2 separate regions of the Homo sapiens genome follow, and region 1 is linked to region 2. Evidence: chromatin loops called from intact Hi-C (ENCODE). Cell type or tissue: heart right ventricle. All regions are shown on one strand. Each heading gives the region's core, and the rest is flanking DNA. Links, peaks and the distances in the headings are about the cores only.

The links. Peaks named below come from ENCODE experiments on the same cell type or tissue, not always from the same donor. Only the 100,000 strongest peaks of a DNase experiment are listed, where the experiment ranks them.
Region 1: it touches region 2 in a loop (3-fold over the local background); 26 of 110 quality-filtered maps call a loop at or near these places.

Annotation. Positions count from the first base shown.
Region 1 is chr1:185,422,402-185,429,931 of GRCh38, reverse strand. No RefSeq gene overlaps it. Among named protein-coding and RNA genes, the nearest start is that of CBSLR, 110 kb to the right of the region's middle. In heart right ventricle, for the core only: a CTCF peak has its summit at 3,089; DNase peaks (open chromatin) are centred at 2,541 and 2,991; H3K27ac peaks cover 2,241 bases.
Region 2 is chr1:185,666,049-185,674,680 of GRCh38, reverse strand. All of the region lies in intron 1 of LOC107985239 (a long non-coding RNA gene), which reads right to left. Among named protein-coding and RNA genes, the nearest start is that of GS1-204I12.4, 24 kb to the right of the region's middle. In heart right ventricle, for the core only: a CTCF peak has its summit at 4,156 (motif pointing right); a DNase peak (open chromatin) is centred at 4,170; H3K27ac peaks cover 604 bases.

The DNA.
Region 1 (7,530 bases), core at 460-5,459, 240 kb after region 2:
TGCTGAGGATAATGGCCTCCAGCTCCATCCCTGTTCCTGCAAAAGATATGATCTCATTCCTTTTTATGGCTGCATAGTATGCCATGGTGTATATGTAGCACATTTTCTTTATCCTGTCCCTACCATTGATGGGCATTTAGGTTGATTCCATGTCTTTTCCATTGTGAATAGTGTTGCAATGAACATACATGTGCATGTGTGTTCATAATAGAACAATTTATATTCCACTGGATATATACCCAGTAATGGAATTGCTGGGGTGAATGGTATTTCTGTTTTTAGCTCTTTCAGGAATCGCCACACTGTCTTCCACAATAGTTGAATTGATTTATACTCCCAACAACAGTGTATAAGTGTTCCTTTTTTTCCACAACCTCACCAGCATCTGTTATGTTTTGACTTTTTAATAATAGCCATTCTGACTAGTGTGAGATGGTATCTCATTGTGGTTTTGATTTGCATTTCTCTAATGATCAGTGATGTTGAACTTTTTCCCATATGAGTGTTGGCCAAATGTATGTCTTCTTTTGTAAAACGTCTGTTCATGCCCCTTGCAAACTTTTTAGTGGTTTGTTTTTCTCTTGTAAATTTGTTTAAGTTCCTTATAGATGCTGGATATTAGACCTTTGTTAGATGCATAGTTGGCAAAACTTTTCTCCCATTCTGTAGGATGTTTGTTCACTCTATCCAGGGTTCTTTATATGAAATGAACTTGAACCCATACTTGAATTCAATGCTGGGGATGTTGTTTCTCAAGATAAATTTCTTCTATGCCTGTCTGCTCCTGCAATGCTAAGCTACTCAAGGTTCTGTGAGAATGCAATATTTTGGTACTTCATTCATTTCCAGGTACAGTCTCCTTTGCCTGGGTTGCCCTACCCCACATTCACCTGGAAAAGGCTTTCTCCTTCCTGAAGAGTTGGCTCAAGAACCACCACTTCCCTTCCACACCATTTACCCAATTCTCCCAGCAGACTTAAGCACCCCTTCCCTTGTGCTTCCACCAAGACCGTTACTATTCTTATCTTAATTTATAGTAATTACACATTTATTTTCTGCCTGTCCATTAGATAAGGGTAGGAACCATGGCTTTTCATATTTATATTGGCAAAATCTTGGCCACTGTATGACATATCAAAAAGGCTCAATTAATATTTGTTAAAAAAATTATCATTGTTTTAATCTATTCTATACCTACCTAAAAACCATACAAATGTCTTAAAGAATGATATGCCCCCCTCTTTCATACTCTTTGCCCCACACATATAGTGGTCTGATGTATTTTAACAAATCAGAGATGTTGAAAGCAGAAAATCTTCAGTACCTTATTTAAGGTGATAAGCTTCTAATAACATTCATACTATAATACCCATGACTTTAAGCACAATGATACATTATCTGTTGCATTATGTTATAGTTTCATACTTCATTGGAAACTTAACTGGATATTAACCAGCATTTTGTCTATGTGATAATCATTTTGGACATATTTTTAGTATTTTGTATTTGTGCTACACCATTTATAAAGTTCAAAGACCCACCGCCTTCGAACTAAAATATTTAATTTTTCAGATATTATCAAAGGAGATGAGCAAAAAGGAAATTAAAGTTAACAGAACATCTATGGGGGTACTTGGTTGGTGGTAGCACTTAACATACTTAACTCATCAAAATCTTACATCAACCTAATGAGAGATAAACATTATTAACACCATTTAGATAAACCTAAGGCTTAGAAAGAATAAAACATTGTTAGAGCCAGGATTCAAATTCAGATGCATCAAGCTATGTACTAGGCTGAAGAGTGGTCCCACAAGATGTCCACATCCCAATCCCTGAAGCTTGTAAATGTTACCTTATATGGCAAAAGTGATTTTGCAGATATGATTAACGATCCTGAGATGGAAAGATTATACTGGATTGCCTCGGAGGACCCTAAGTATAATCACAGGGACCTAAGAGAGAGGCAGAGGGAATTTGATTACAGCAGAGGAGAAAGCAGTGTGAGCATGAAAGCAGAGATTGGAGTCATGCAGCGAGCAGCCAAGGACTGCTGGTGGCCTCCAGAAGTGGCCAAGGTAAGGAATAGATTCTGCCAGGTAGCTTCCAGAAAGATCCAGCCTTGCTGACACCTTCCTTGATTTTAGCCTTTTATGATTCATTTGGCGTTCTGAACAGTAAGAAAATAAATTTGTGTTGTTTTAATTGTGGGATTTGTTGCACCAGCAACAGGAAACTAACATACAGTCTCCAAACTTAGGGAGATCTTTGATTAAATCAGTTTAGTGCAACAAACAAGGCAGAGTAATTAAACACCTCCGCTAACAGGAAAAGAAAACAGCTGGAGCCACGTCAGACCACATAAGGAAGTTCCAAATGTGAACATCCTCCAAGAACACTTGAGCCATCATCATGACTATTCCAAAGTAATATCTGGAAAGTTTTAGCCAAGTGCTCTAGCAGATCTTCCCAGCTGGGAGGAAGGAACAGCATGAGGGCCAGTCCCTCAGGTAGCCAAGTCATAAACCTTGCAGAACTAAACTAAAACTTTGAACTGAGCCCACAAGCCTGAGGTGGCCAACACAAACCTCAGTGGAACTAGTTGTACTTCCAGTAGCAAAACACTTTTAAACAAGGGCCATATTCCATTTGCAACTTTTGGGATAAAGCTTTGTCTATGTCCTACAGCAGCCCAAGACTGGAATTTACCAGGGAATGAATAACTCAGAAAAAAAGTTTGCAAACTCTGTGCCTAGCCCAGATGGAAAAACAAGCTACTGGCTTTAATGCAGTACAAACTCCAGACTTTGTGCCAGCAATAGCCTCCTCCAGGATTGCATTTGGCATAAGAATGGGAATTATAGTGGTGTGAATTACACATATTTTCCAATGCAAAATAAGGACTACCACAAATTGAAAGAAAGTTTGTGTATGTCTTCTGTTGTTCATTAAGACAATTCTCACGGGCTCTCGTGTCTGCTGTCCAGGGTTACCCTCTCGGGGGAAGTGACTCAAGCGGGAAACAAGCGCCAAGGCCAAGAGAAAACAGAATCTTCTGAATGAAATTAGCTTTTGTTTGCCTGCCACCTTTTGACCTGGATGGATATTTCTACATAAAAAAATGTTAAGTCTTAGCCTTCTGAAATATTTGGAAAGGTAAAGCTCAGAGGTATAAGCAATAAGGTTGTCTCCGTAGTTACTAAGTTTCCCTGGTAGAGGTGGACTGTGATCTGATTAAAGGAAAAACGAAAACATAACAAGGAAGTTGATGGATATCTACGGGGATTTTTAACAGTAAAGCGCTAAAGTAATGAAATATCTCACTGAAATCCTTAATGATATAGCTAATCTCAAAATTTAAAAATCCGTTTATTTCTTCACCAATCTCTCTGAATTACTAACACTGTGGGTGTAACAATTGTCAGAAGTCCCATGAAAAGTATCTTAAATACCTCAAAACAATCTTGACTATGACTTTTATATCAGATCAACTATAGCTTAGAAACGATCTCCTTCACACTAATTAAAATCAAATCAATAGGTAGTAATCGAGCATCAGTTATTCACAAAATGGTGTGGGAACTACAACAATCAAAGTCAGTGCCCTCATGGGGCTTATCATCCACTAAAGAGAAAAGCAATACACATGCAAAACATTAAAAAACAAAGTTTCAAATATGGGTTAAAAAATAGAAACCCATCACAAAGCAGTATGTGTTCAGTCAACATATGATTCCATAGGAAAGGGCCAGTGTGGGAGTTTAAGAGAGAAGGAGGTTAGAGCAGCAAGGCTAGATGGAACCTAGGGAATTTCAGTTGCTTCTATTTTATCTCAGTGTGGCTAAAGGCAGTAGGTATCTGGTGTGATGGGAAGTGTCAGACATCAGTTCCACAACTCGCCAGGCTTCAGACCTTGATAGTTACTTAAATACTCTGAGCCTGATTATTTTACTCTACAAAATATAGATCAAGCCTACCTCCAAGGTTGTACTGAGGTTAAAGTGAGAAATGTATATAAAGGTCTCAGCAGATTGTAGATGCTCAATAATACTAGTTGTTTTTCTTTCTGTAGTTATTAAGTCTTCAATACAATTTTTTTTCTGAGAGTGTTGTGATATTTTGTTATTTTCCATAAATCCAAACATGTATTTTATCTCACAGGTCTCTTGAAGCATTATTTGTCTGTAAATGCTAATTACTTCCTGGTGAATTTTAGGTTCCAGGAAACATGGAGAGTCCTGTTTAAATTTGTCTATGCACCTTAAGCTGAGAGTAAAGTCACCAAGGTGCTATCTAGTTTAAGAGACTAAAGTTTTTCCTGACTTCTAGACACTTAAAAAATCTCTTTCATACTTCAGGCTTTTAAAAATGCAATGCTTCTCTCATAGGTACTGGTCTTGCCACATGTTTGCTCTGACACATTAAATTACCTTTGCAGCATCAACCCAATCAGATAGAACTGAGTGCTAATGAGACAATAGCCCCCTCTCAGGCCTCCTGTCAGTTCATGAGCTTTGCTCATTTCCATGGTCACACAGCACATGGAGAAAGCTAACCATCTGTCTTAGAATTTCTTGCCCATAATTACAAGAAAGACTGGGTAGGACAGTATGGATACAATTAACACAGATCTATCACCAATACCAGGCATTTGTGCGGGGACTCCCTCCTGCTGATAGCTGGGTAGAGGCTCAGGGCTGGAAACCAGTGAGGAAGAAAAAGGAAATCGCTTCTATAAGCCAAAGTTTAAATAAAAATGAAAAATCCGTCATTGATTATGTGTTCTGCCAAATGCAGTCTTTTCCACCATAACCAAGCCAGGCGACAGAGCTGGCCCTCCGCTCTTCACTCTTCCCCTACCCTACTCTCAAGCTGACTTCTCCCTTTTAGTTCCAAGCTTGCCTGTGCTCTTCTCTTTAATGTGGATTTCTCCTAATAGGAAGAACCCATCTTTCTCGTTTCAAAATATCAACATTCATTTCATGCAGCCTCACACCTATGCTACCCTTTGTCTACACATTCTGCAGTTTCTGTCAACACCATATGGAAAGGGAATAAGGCATGTGAAGCCACCAAGGCAATGAAGATTAGACGGTAGAGTATTTGACTCCCCTCAGCCGGAAGATGGCTAATGGGGTTGCCTGGATAGTATCGTGGTGCTCCTATGACTGCCCAGCCAAGTGTAGGATTCCAGCTTGATCATCATGTACACCATGCAGAAAGTGACTCTCCCCTCAGAAACAGTTTTTGAAACTCCTGCCATTGCCATGGAACAGAAAGAAGCCACATATTTCCTCCATTCTATGATGCATAATTTTCACTTCTGAAATAGGAGTGTGGCTTATAACTGACATCCAAAGAAACTTGCCAAGAATGTCTTCTTTAATAAAATATTGCTATGAATGTGCTTTGTTATACAATTAATGGCATCTTCGCATGGAGGAAATATGATCCTTCCACTGAAGAGATTGGAGTTTCAGTAGAGAAGAGGCATGGACTTAAGTTTAGAGGCAAGAAGCCCACAGTTTCATGCCACAGAGCTCTACGCTTAAAAATCGCTAAAATAATAAATTTTATGTTATATATATATTTACCAAAATTTAAAAAAAAATTAAGCCACAGAATCTGTACCTACTCCCTGGATGAACAGTTCAATATTGTGCAAGTGAGCCAGCATCATGCAGGGCTTATTGGAAAAAAAAGCAAAGCCTTCCATAGGAACCAACTTGTTCTCAGCCTTCAAGCTCATTCTTTGAGGAAGAGCATAGGCATAGGCTGAGGCATCTCTACAATTAGTTACCCAGGGTCTAAAGCAAGACATGGTTTTCCTACTCAGGTGGACAGACTGGAGAGTCACAGGAGATGATGGTGAACACTCTTCCCTTAGTCCTACCAGTCAAGAGTTTTCACCAGTTCACTTAGTGCAAAAGACCTAGAAACAATATTGGAACCCACCATGGATTCTTCACAGTGCTCTAGTGCTTTGTGAATGGCTCTCTGGAGTAACAGATAAGTCCCTCTAGAGAGCCAGACCCCCTCATTCACTGAGTCCTACTGTTGTTTCCAACAGGTGGTATGGATCCTAGCAGTTCAGCATTCCACTGTTGGTGCTGCTTGGTCAGAAGGGGTCCAAAAAGGTGGCTAATCCATCTGCCCCTCATTTGGCATGTGGTACCATGTGAAATGTTCGAGACTGGACATTGCTCAGCAAATTTGGCGTTCAGTGGGGCCAATGACCAGGTCAGCCATTGTAAGGGGGAATTTTGTTGTTGAAGACATGCACAGCCTCTAGCCCTGACTCCTACCTTGTTCACAGAACACTGAGCAAGCACTGGGGTGGCCACAGAGGAGGCTGAGTGACATCCACAGGACAGCTCAGCCTGTCTACCTTTCCCCTGAGTCTCCTCTGCAGCAGAAGCTCTTTGGTCTTCACTCATGAGGAACATGCCCTGGGGCCCACTCAAAGAGCATCACCCACTTGACTTCCGAAACCTCCTTGTCATCAACCTTCAAGTCTTCCCTCCTTTCAGGCAAAATGGACCCCAAGGTGTACTTCTCAAAGTGCTGGAGGGATTTTCCTTCTCATCTAAACTCCAGGGTACCTCAGCAGCCCAAGTCCAACTGCTATCAGCAGAGCCATCTGTAACCCTGTACCTAAATGAAGCAAACTCCCCATGAAGCCACAGGTGTGGGTGCTACAGGCATAATGGCAAAAACAATAGAAGCAACTGAAATGTCCAGAAACAGAGGTTGGTTAAATAAAGTATGCTATATAGAAATAATAGTCATCCATTTTAAATGATGCTACAAATACTCGATGAGATAAACTACTTGTTGCTACATGGTTAAATGGAAACATACATGTTAAAAACCAGTAATTATCTCTGAAGATGTAAAATTATGAAATATTACCTTTCTTCCTTCTGTTTATTTGCACATTTTGCGTACTATGAACATTTACTCATCTTGTAACATGTCATTAAAATAAACCCTTTTGGTAGACAAAACACTGCTACCAATCCTCCTAACAACAAGCATGTTCTGAGTATCACACTGTAGGGTAGTGCTGAGGTCAGTGAAATGATTTAAATGCTTTTGCTTGCTACAGGGAGTATATTAAACAGGGGGAAAAGTCATTTTCTGCAGAAAATTGCTTGGAGTTATTTTTTAAGAGATCCAAGACATCCAACGGGACTTTCTACATTTCTGGACAACAAATTCAGTTCTTAATAAAATGCTTAATTCTAGTTAACAAATACATTTTTGGTAAGATACAGCTGATATGTATCTTTAGATCTATATCCTTTCCACAGTCCACATATGGTATATTTATATATCTATATATATGTAATTTATTAAGATTTAGAAAATACATTTACTTATTTGGATGCTACTTGTTTGCTTTTATAACATACTATTGGCCATAACAATGACTTAATTGTTTCAAAGTTCCATTCTAACATTGTTTCTCTAGAGAAAATACAATCTACTCTGTACTGATTTATTTGATGATGGTGTCCAAGACGAGCT
Region 2 (8,632 bases), core at 2,052-7,051:
TCTACTGCTGAACATTTATTTTCGGTCTCTAATGAAGGGAGAGAGTAACCTTCATTCCTGAAGAGTTGTGACAATGTAAACATAAAACATTTATCTAGAATTTGGTCAGAGGAGCATATATGAAAGTCACCAGAATGTGCTAAATCATGACCATGACCATAACAATAGAAACGGGAGAAAAAAAGTTGTCAGAAGCTTAGAGCCATGTTTTCATAGGGGTGGAGGGGCACAGAGAGGATGTATTGCTCTTCGTCTATCTTGAGCAAATGTTTGCTTTGGTCTATTTTTACTTCCTCTCCCACTTCCTACTAAACATGTCGCACTAGAGTCAGTCATGTCAATATTTAAAGGGACTCATTTAGCAGCTGCATTGTCTCCACTTCCCGTCATCACGGAACACTAATGTTAGCTGTTGTCTACTTTCAAAATAAGTTTTAAACATAGTTATCTCCATCCTTATGCCCTCTTCCCACAATTGACTTCCACATTTTCAAATCAAACCACTTCTAATAATAGTTCATCAGTTCTGAAGTTCTACTTTGTGTTTCATATTCAGTGTTCCAAAGAAGCTGAAGGAAAGATACAAAATTAATGTATTAATTCAATTTACTGACCTTCTGAATCAGATCTCTCCAGTAGCAAACCCTGGGCATCTGCATTTTCTTATTTTTTAAATAATTGCCTTTCCTTATTTAAAACTTTTATAATCAGGGGCCGTGCGCAATGGCTCATGCCTGTAATCCCAGCACTTTGGGAGGTGGAGGGAGGTGGATCACCTGATGTCAGGAGTTTGCGACCAGACTGGCCAACATGGTGAAACGTGAAACTCTGTCTCTACTAAAAAATACAGAAATTAGCCAGGTGTAATGACAGGTGCCTGTAATCTCAGCTACTTGGGAGGCTGAAGCAGGAGAATCGCTTGAACCCAGGAAGCAGAGGTTGCGGTGAGCTGAGATTGCGCTATTGCACTCCAGCCTGGGTGACAGGAGCAAAACTGTATCAAAAAAATTAAAATTGAAATTAAAACATTTATTAATCAGATTTAAATATTTTGAACTGACTGTTTTTATTTCTTAGTGTTCTTTGTGTTTTTTTTTTTTTTTTTTGGCCTTTTGTTCTGCTTTCCAGGAAATGCCTCAATTTTGTCTTCCAAACTTTTCACTGAATTTCTTATTTTGCCATCATATTTTTAATTCCCAATGTCTCTTTTCTATTCTCCTAATGTTTATTTCCTCATAGTACCCTGTACTTATTTTCCTCCATAGATACATTATTTTCTCTACAAGGGTGTTGAAATTATAGTTCCTTTGACGTTTTCTCCTTTTCCTTGCATTATCCGTAATGAAATTTGAAAATTTCAGTGGAGAGTTTCTTTGTTCCTTGTTTGTCCTGAGGAAGGAAGAAAGTGGAAGCTTTCTTGAAATATATGATGGACAGTGCAATAAAAACTCTAATTCTCCCCCACTTCCTGTAGTCAACCCATTGTCATGTGACTTTGCAGTTCCCCTAATTGGAGGCAGAATCTGTCTCCCGAACCCTTGAATCTGAGCCAGTCTTAGGACTTCCTTTGGCTAATACAACTTAGCAAACATGACGATGTGCCAATTCTGAACCTAGGCCTCAAGAAACTTTGTATATTTCTGCTTATGCTCTCTCTTGCATCTCTGTCATCCCCATTAACCATGCCCAGGCTAGTCAGCCAGAGGACAAGGAACACATAGAGCAGAGCCAAGTTGCCCCAGTTATTCCAGCTAAGTCTACTCTAGACCAGCCAAGGCCAGCCAACCTCCAGACATAAGAGCAACTCCAGCCAAGATCAAGCAAAGTCCACAGCAGACCAGCCTAGACAAGGGAATAATAAATGTTTCTTAAGTATGTCCTTGAGATTTTGTGGTTGTTGGTTACACAGTGTTATCAGGGCAATAGACAACTGATATAGAGAAGTGGTCAGTAGCCAGATGTAGAGGATCATGTATGATGCATCAAGAAATTTAAATTTATGCTTACAAAAAAAAAAAACACACAACAACAACCCTGAAGTGTCTTAAAAGGGGAAGAACATAGGCTGGGCATGGTGGCTCACACCTCTAATACCAACACATTGGGAGGCCGAGGCGGGCAGATCACCTGAGGTCGGGAGTTTAAGACCAGCCTGGCCAACATGGTGAAACTCCGTCTCTACTAAAAATACAAAAATTAGCCAGGCATGGTGGTGTGTGCCTGTAATCCCAGCTACTTGGGAGGCTAAGGCAGGAGAATCACTTGACAGAATGAGACTCTGTCTCAAAAAAAAAAGAGGGATATGGGGAAGAACGTGATTTGATTTGCATTTAGGAAAAGCAATTCTGGCTACAATGTGTTTGTTCAGTTGAAAGTAGAATCTCTTATAATAGTCCAGGTAAGAGATGAGTGCCTCAATGAGGGCAACAGCAGTGAAGATGGTAACGAGAAGACGAATACCAGAAATGCCAAAAAGGTAAATATTATAGCATATAGTAACCGGTTGGTTGTGGAAGAAGGTAAGGAAAGATTCTGGTATGTTTCCCAGATACGGGGTTTTGAGGCCATGAAATGAACTGGAACTAAATTCAGGGAGAAGATATATTAAGCTCAGTTTTGCTATACTGAATTTGAATCCTTATGGGACATTCAAGTAGATGTTGGGCAGCCCATTTTATGTATAGCTCTGAAGGTCAGGGTACAGCTCAATTTTAAATAGCAATATTAATTTAGGAAACTACAGTGATGGATAGTAAATACAGCCATGAGTTTGGATGAGAACACTCAGAAGGAGGGTATATATTGAGAAGATGGCCAAAGACAGAGGATGGGGGATAAACAATGTTTAAGATGCTTGTTGAGAATGGAGGCACAGCAAAGTGGGGGGAGGTGGGGTGGGGAATCTCAAAGAGGAACACTTTAAAAAGAGAATGATCCGTGGTATCTATTTGGTGTGAACTGTATCTCTCCCGTTAGCAATGCCCATCTAAAATTTTAAAAGGATTTAAAGATCAAGAACTCAACATTGCAATGACCTCTACAGAATTATTTTTCAAACGAAATAAATAATTTTGTATGCATTGGCTCCTATGAATCTGACACCAAAGTGCTAAGTTAAAATATTTCTGGGCCAGACACAGTGGCTCATGCCTGTAATCCCAGCACTTTGGGAGGCCAAGGAGGGTGGATCATTTGAGGTCAGGACTTTGAGACCAACCTTGCCAACACAGTGAAACTTGTCTCTACTAAAAATATAAAAAATTAGCCAGGCATGGTGGTGCATGCCTGTACTCCCAGCTACTCAGGAGGCTGAGAGAGAAGAATCACTTGAACCTAGGAGGTGGAGATTGCAGGGAGCCAAGATCGTGTCACTGCACTCCAGCCTGGGTGACAGAGCGAGACTCCATCTCAAAAATAAATAAATAAAATAAAATATTTCTAAAAATATTTTAAAGAATCACGTCAAAAACTGTAGAATCACCTTTTAAGTCTCATGAAATTTAAGAGAGAGAAGAAGAATTATCCTTAGCATCCATAATGTGTTCTTTTCTTTCTATTACTAATTCCAGGTAACTTTCCCTAGCAAGCACTAGAACAATGGTCAGCAAACATACAGGTCGTCTCTTTCTAGTACAGGGCACTCTGATTGTCTGATTTTTTAAAAATAACTTCTCATTCACATCAGCTGATTTAAAAACGAGCTAGGAAGCATTTAGGCCAAATGTGCAGGGACTTCAAGGAGCCTACATGTTTTGATCTTCTGTGACGTACCTCCATTTTAATCTTGCTATTTTACAAGACAGATTAAACATAGATAAATTAGTCTGCTGTGTTAAGGTTGTTTTGTTCTTATTAATGTATACTCCTGAGAAGCTTATTTTATGAGCTTCCCCTTATAAATGAGGGTGAAAGTAACACTCCCAGAATGTAAGGCAATCCATCCAATATTTAAAAGTCATTCACACTGAGGATTTCTTGAACGATGCGGTTATACAGCTGTCACTGCACTCTAAGTTGTGCAGATTTTACCAAAGCAGTAAATTTCAGAGAACAGTGGGCTTTACAAGCAATAGACTAAGTAAGGTTCATTTTAGGTCTCCCACCTTAAGGAGGAAGGAGACTATAGCAGCTGCTCTAACCACCGGAGGGGGCCATTTCATCAAATTCAAGCCTGCCTATATTTAAGCAAAACTATTTTTTGTTATCGGCAGGCTTCCCATCTAGAAGTGAGAAGTGCTTGCTTACCATTTTCAAATGAGAAGAGCTAGGACCCTCCCTTGGTTGGGGCTTGTATTGAGAGGGTGCCTCAAACCCTTGATCACCCCGTTAGGACTGAAATAGTACTAGCAGGACCACAGGGGATGCACTTGTCCACAAGGAAATAAGTGCTACTTGCTTTCGTATGGACAAACTAACACATTGCTAATCTGCAATAGTAAGCACATTCCTTATGGAAAACGTACCCTTAAAAAAGCTCACGAAACTTGGGGGCAGGTGAAGAGGGATTCCTTTTTAAATTTACTCACATTATTTCACCAGCATTTCTCCAATATCCTTGGAGATATTGGTCGTTAAGAACAGGAGCTTTTTAGTCATATAATGGCTCTGCCTGTTTCAGCAGCCAAGAACAAAAGCCCAACTCAAAGTAGTTTTGTAAAGATAGAGACATATATTGGATCACATAGCTGAAAGGTCCAGATACATACTCTCTTCAGGAACAGCCAGCTTTGGAATTTAATATATTGAGGATGCTATTGCCTTGTCTCCATCTCCTGGCTCTGCTTTCTTGTGTGTTGACTTCAATATCTGGCAGATTTTCTTCTCATGGTACCAGGTGGGCTCAGCCCGCTCCAGATTTAAGTGGCTCTTATACCCAGGGACCTCTTTTCCAATAGCTCCAGCAAAAGTGCAGGCCTCAGTATGGCTCAGACCACTTTAGGACATGTGCCCACCTAAGCCAGGCCTGCGTCCTGTGCTGTCCCATGACTACCACCACTATAAAGCCTGGAGAGAGAGAAGGGTAAAACTGTGAATGCATGGAGTTGACTGCGTAGAGTGAGAATGAGAAACGGCTGGTCTCCTAAAAGCAAAACAAACAAACAAACAAAAAAAGACATTATTTCTGAAAGAAGGAAGGGAGGCTAGACATACAGAAAAGCTTTATGTCTCTTACAGTTTGTAAAGCACTTACCACAGTGCTTGGAACATAAAAAGAACTTTAAAAAATAGTAGCTAAAAGAATTAATAAAGTAATTATAATGATGATGATGTTTTTGAGAACCAAATAGATGATGATATACTCTGAAGATAAGATCATTGCCACTTATTTCAGTATAGAACACACCGTTCTTTGTACAACTTATTAACTGATCTATTTAACTGCAAACTTGGATATAAATGATGTCAGTGCTATATGATTATTATTAAGAAATAATGAAAAGGCAAAGAAAGCATATTCAGTGACTCAAAAAAAATTGGCATTTGAATGCAGATAATTTTGTGTTCTAGCAAATGGCTGGTTGAGTGGGGACCTGAGGAACCTGTTTTGTCTTCCTGCTTCAGTTATTAGGATGTGCCATTGGGTAAATTTGTATCTCATTTGCCTTTGAGGAGAAATCCCTGTTTCAGGCAGAAAGCCCATCAAAATGACTGCCAGCCACTGGGCATTTTTTCAGGGGGTCTTCCCAGACTGAAGTCGATCCCTCCACCTCTCTGGCTATCCAAAGCACTCCGCAATATAAGGCCATCTCTGCTTTGCATACTGCTCCAACTAGGGTTGACCTCCTCTATCTCACAGCCTATAAAGTCACTGACAAAACCAGAAAACTTACTTTAGGGAATTTTGTTTCTATAGCACAATGTTGACCCTTCATCTTGCTCTTTTGTATTGTCCCTGTATATTTTTCATGGTGTACCTTATTCTCCACATCTACCCCCTTGCAGTTTGTGTTTGGTGATTCTGAAGTACCTATGCATCTTTTAAATATGCTATACTTTATCTTCTCTTTGCAAAACCACTTCTTGAATATGGAATGGGATCCTACACTCTGCCAGCCTTTTCCCCACTTTCAATCTTCACCTGATTACATTCTACTTATCCTACTTAGCTTAGATGTCCTCTCCTAAGTCTTCCATGACCCTAAAAGTTAGGACAGGTGCTCCTATACTTTTCCAGAGCCTCTCCAGCAGTTCAGGTATACATTTTCTCTGTGAATATTACCAATGCAAAATCTTCAATAAGGCTTTGATCTACTTAGCAAGTCAAAAATAGATCACAGGAGAAAAATTAGAGAACAATTTAATCCTAAATGTCATTGTACTCACTAAAAGTACATGAGGAGTTCAACAAAAGAGAAAATTAAGGAAGGTTTTAGGGAATGGTGTGTTTTATTCATCACAGTATACTTAGCCCTGGGCTCAGTGCCTAGAACATAGAGATAACACATATCAATACCCAGACAATCAAATAGAATAATGTGGACTTGGAAAAATGCCCAAGGGATGGAGGGAAAAATAGAGGGAGGAATGGAGGGCAGGGACATCTAGTGCAATGCTGAGTGTGAACTGCATTTGAACACACAGGTCTGAGTAGATTATTATTGTATCTGGTTTACATTTGTTATAAAACTAGATGAATTATACCATCTTTGCTCTAAAGCAGAGGTAAAAAACACCTTTTAAAAAGAGGATAGGAAAAAATCAACCACAAAGTGGTATATGCGCCTGTAGTCCCAGCTACTCCAGAAGCTGAGGAGGGAGGATATCGTGAGCCCAGGAGTTCAAGACGAGCCTGGACAAAATAGCAAGACCCAGTCTCTTAAAAAAAAAAAGCGTGTGGAGGTTTACAGCAAAGAGGATAAGGGAAGTAAGAATGATAAGCCACATCTACAGAGTAGTATGTTTTATAGTCTTACTCCTAGAATGTCTAAGAACAAATATCTGAAATTGTCTGCAATGGATTCTGTTTTAAAGAAGAATGGTTTTTAATCAAGTCAAACACTTTAAACTTTGATCGGGAACTGAGAAATCACATAACTCTTATCCTAAACAGCATCTCTCAGACAAATCTGGGATGTATTTCCTATGAAACAGAAAACAATACATTAGCGGTGTGAACCATAATAGAGTTCTGGGTGATCTATTGTTTATCAAGCCATCAGTCTGTATACATCGCTTGTAATGAAATAATCACTCCACAGGAACTTAATACAGTCTGGGAATGATCTTTGAGTGTTGTACCCAGGGAACCTAATAATGAGACTTGAAGCAACTGTGTAAGAGAAACAGAAAAACAACCCAAGCTGTTATCTCTTATTGAGTCTATTTTCTCATAGAGAATCCTGAGAAAACAAAGGACATTTTGTTTGAAGTGTTTTTGCCTTCTTCAAGTCTGAGAAAAAAAATTTTTTTCCTTTGAAGTACTTTCAAATTAAACATTGTGAAGCCTATTTCTTCCTTTACATCTGAAATATTTACTAATTCTGAAATCAGAAAATTTCGCCTTTCAAAATATATTTAATTAGCATCTACTTGTTCATGAACTAGACATTGTGGGGAATACAAGAGAAATAAAATTACAACAGCATCAACTGAGAACTGGTTAAAAATGCAAGTTATTAGGGTCCACCCAGACCTATGAATCAGAATCTGCATTTTAGCAAGATCCCAGGTGATTTGTATGTGCTTTGTAATTTGAGAAGCAATATTATAACTGCATATAGGGTTTTGTTTTTGTTTTTTAATACTGTTACCTGGATCCCAGTCCCAGAAATTTTTATTTAATTTTCATGGGGGTGCAGCCCAGCCATCATGACTCTTCTAAAGTGCAACAGAGTATAAGAACAGCTGCCCTTCAGTCAGTGAAGCTACCCAGCCATTTTGATCCTTGCAGCCTAGGCTCTTGCTAAAATGTGGATTCGGAGTCATTTGATCTGTGCTGGATCCTGAGAATTCGCTTTTCTAACAATGGTGTGATTTTATTACTCTTATATCTTCCACAATGCCTAGCTCCAGGCACAATTAGATGCTCAGTAAATAATTTTTCAAGGCCTACCTACTTTTTTCCTCAATATAATTATATGTTATGGCTACTTTTCACACTTTTTTTTTTTAATGACAGCACAAACTCAAACCTCTAAGGAATCACAAGAAGGAAAATTAATGTTAACATAAATGGTAGCAGGCTGTTACGTGTTGAATTGTGTCCCCTCAAAAGATATGTTGAAGTCCTAACCCCTGGAACCTCAGAATGTGATCTTATTTGAAAATAAATGTAATTGCAGATATAATTAGTTAAGTTAAGATGAGGTCATATTGGAGCAGCGTGGGCCCTTAATCCAAATTACATTTGGATTTCCTTACAAGAAGAGGAGAAGAAACACAGAGACACACACACAGGGCCATGTAACAACAAAGGCAAAGATGGTACTGATGCATCTACAGTCCAAGGAACGTCAGAGGCTAAGGAACCACAAGAAGCTAAGAAGAAGCAAAGAAAGATTCTTCCCTAGAGCCTTCAGAGGAAGCCTGGCCCTGTCAATACCTTGATTTCAAACCGCTAGCCTCAAGAACTGTGAGGGAATAAATTTCGGTTGTTTTAAGCCATGCTGTTTGTAATAATTTGTTATGACAG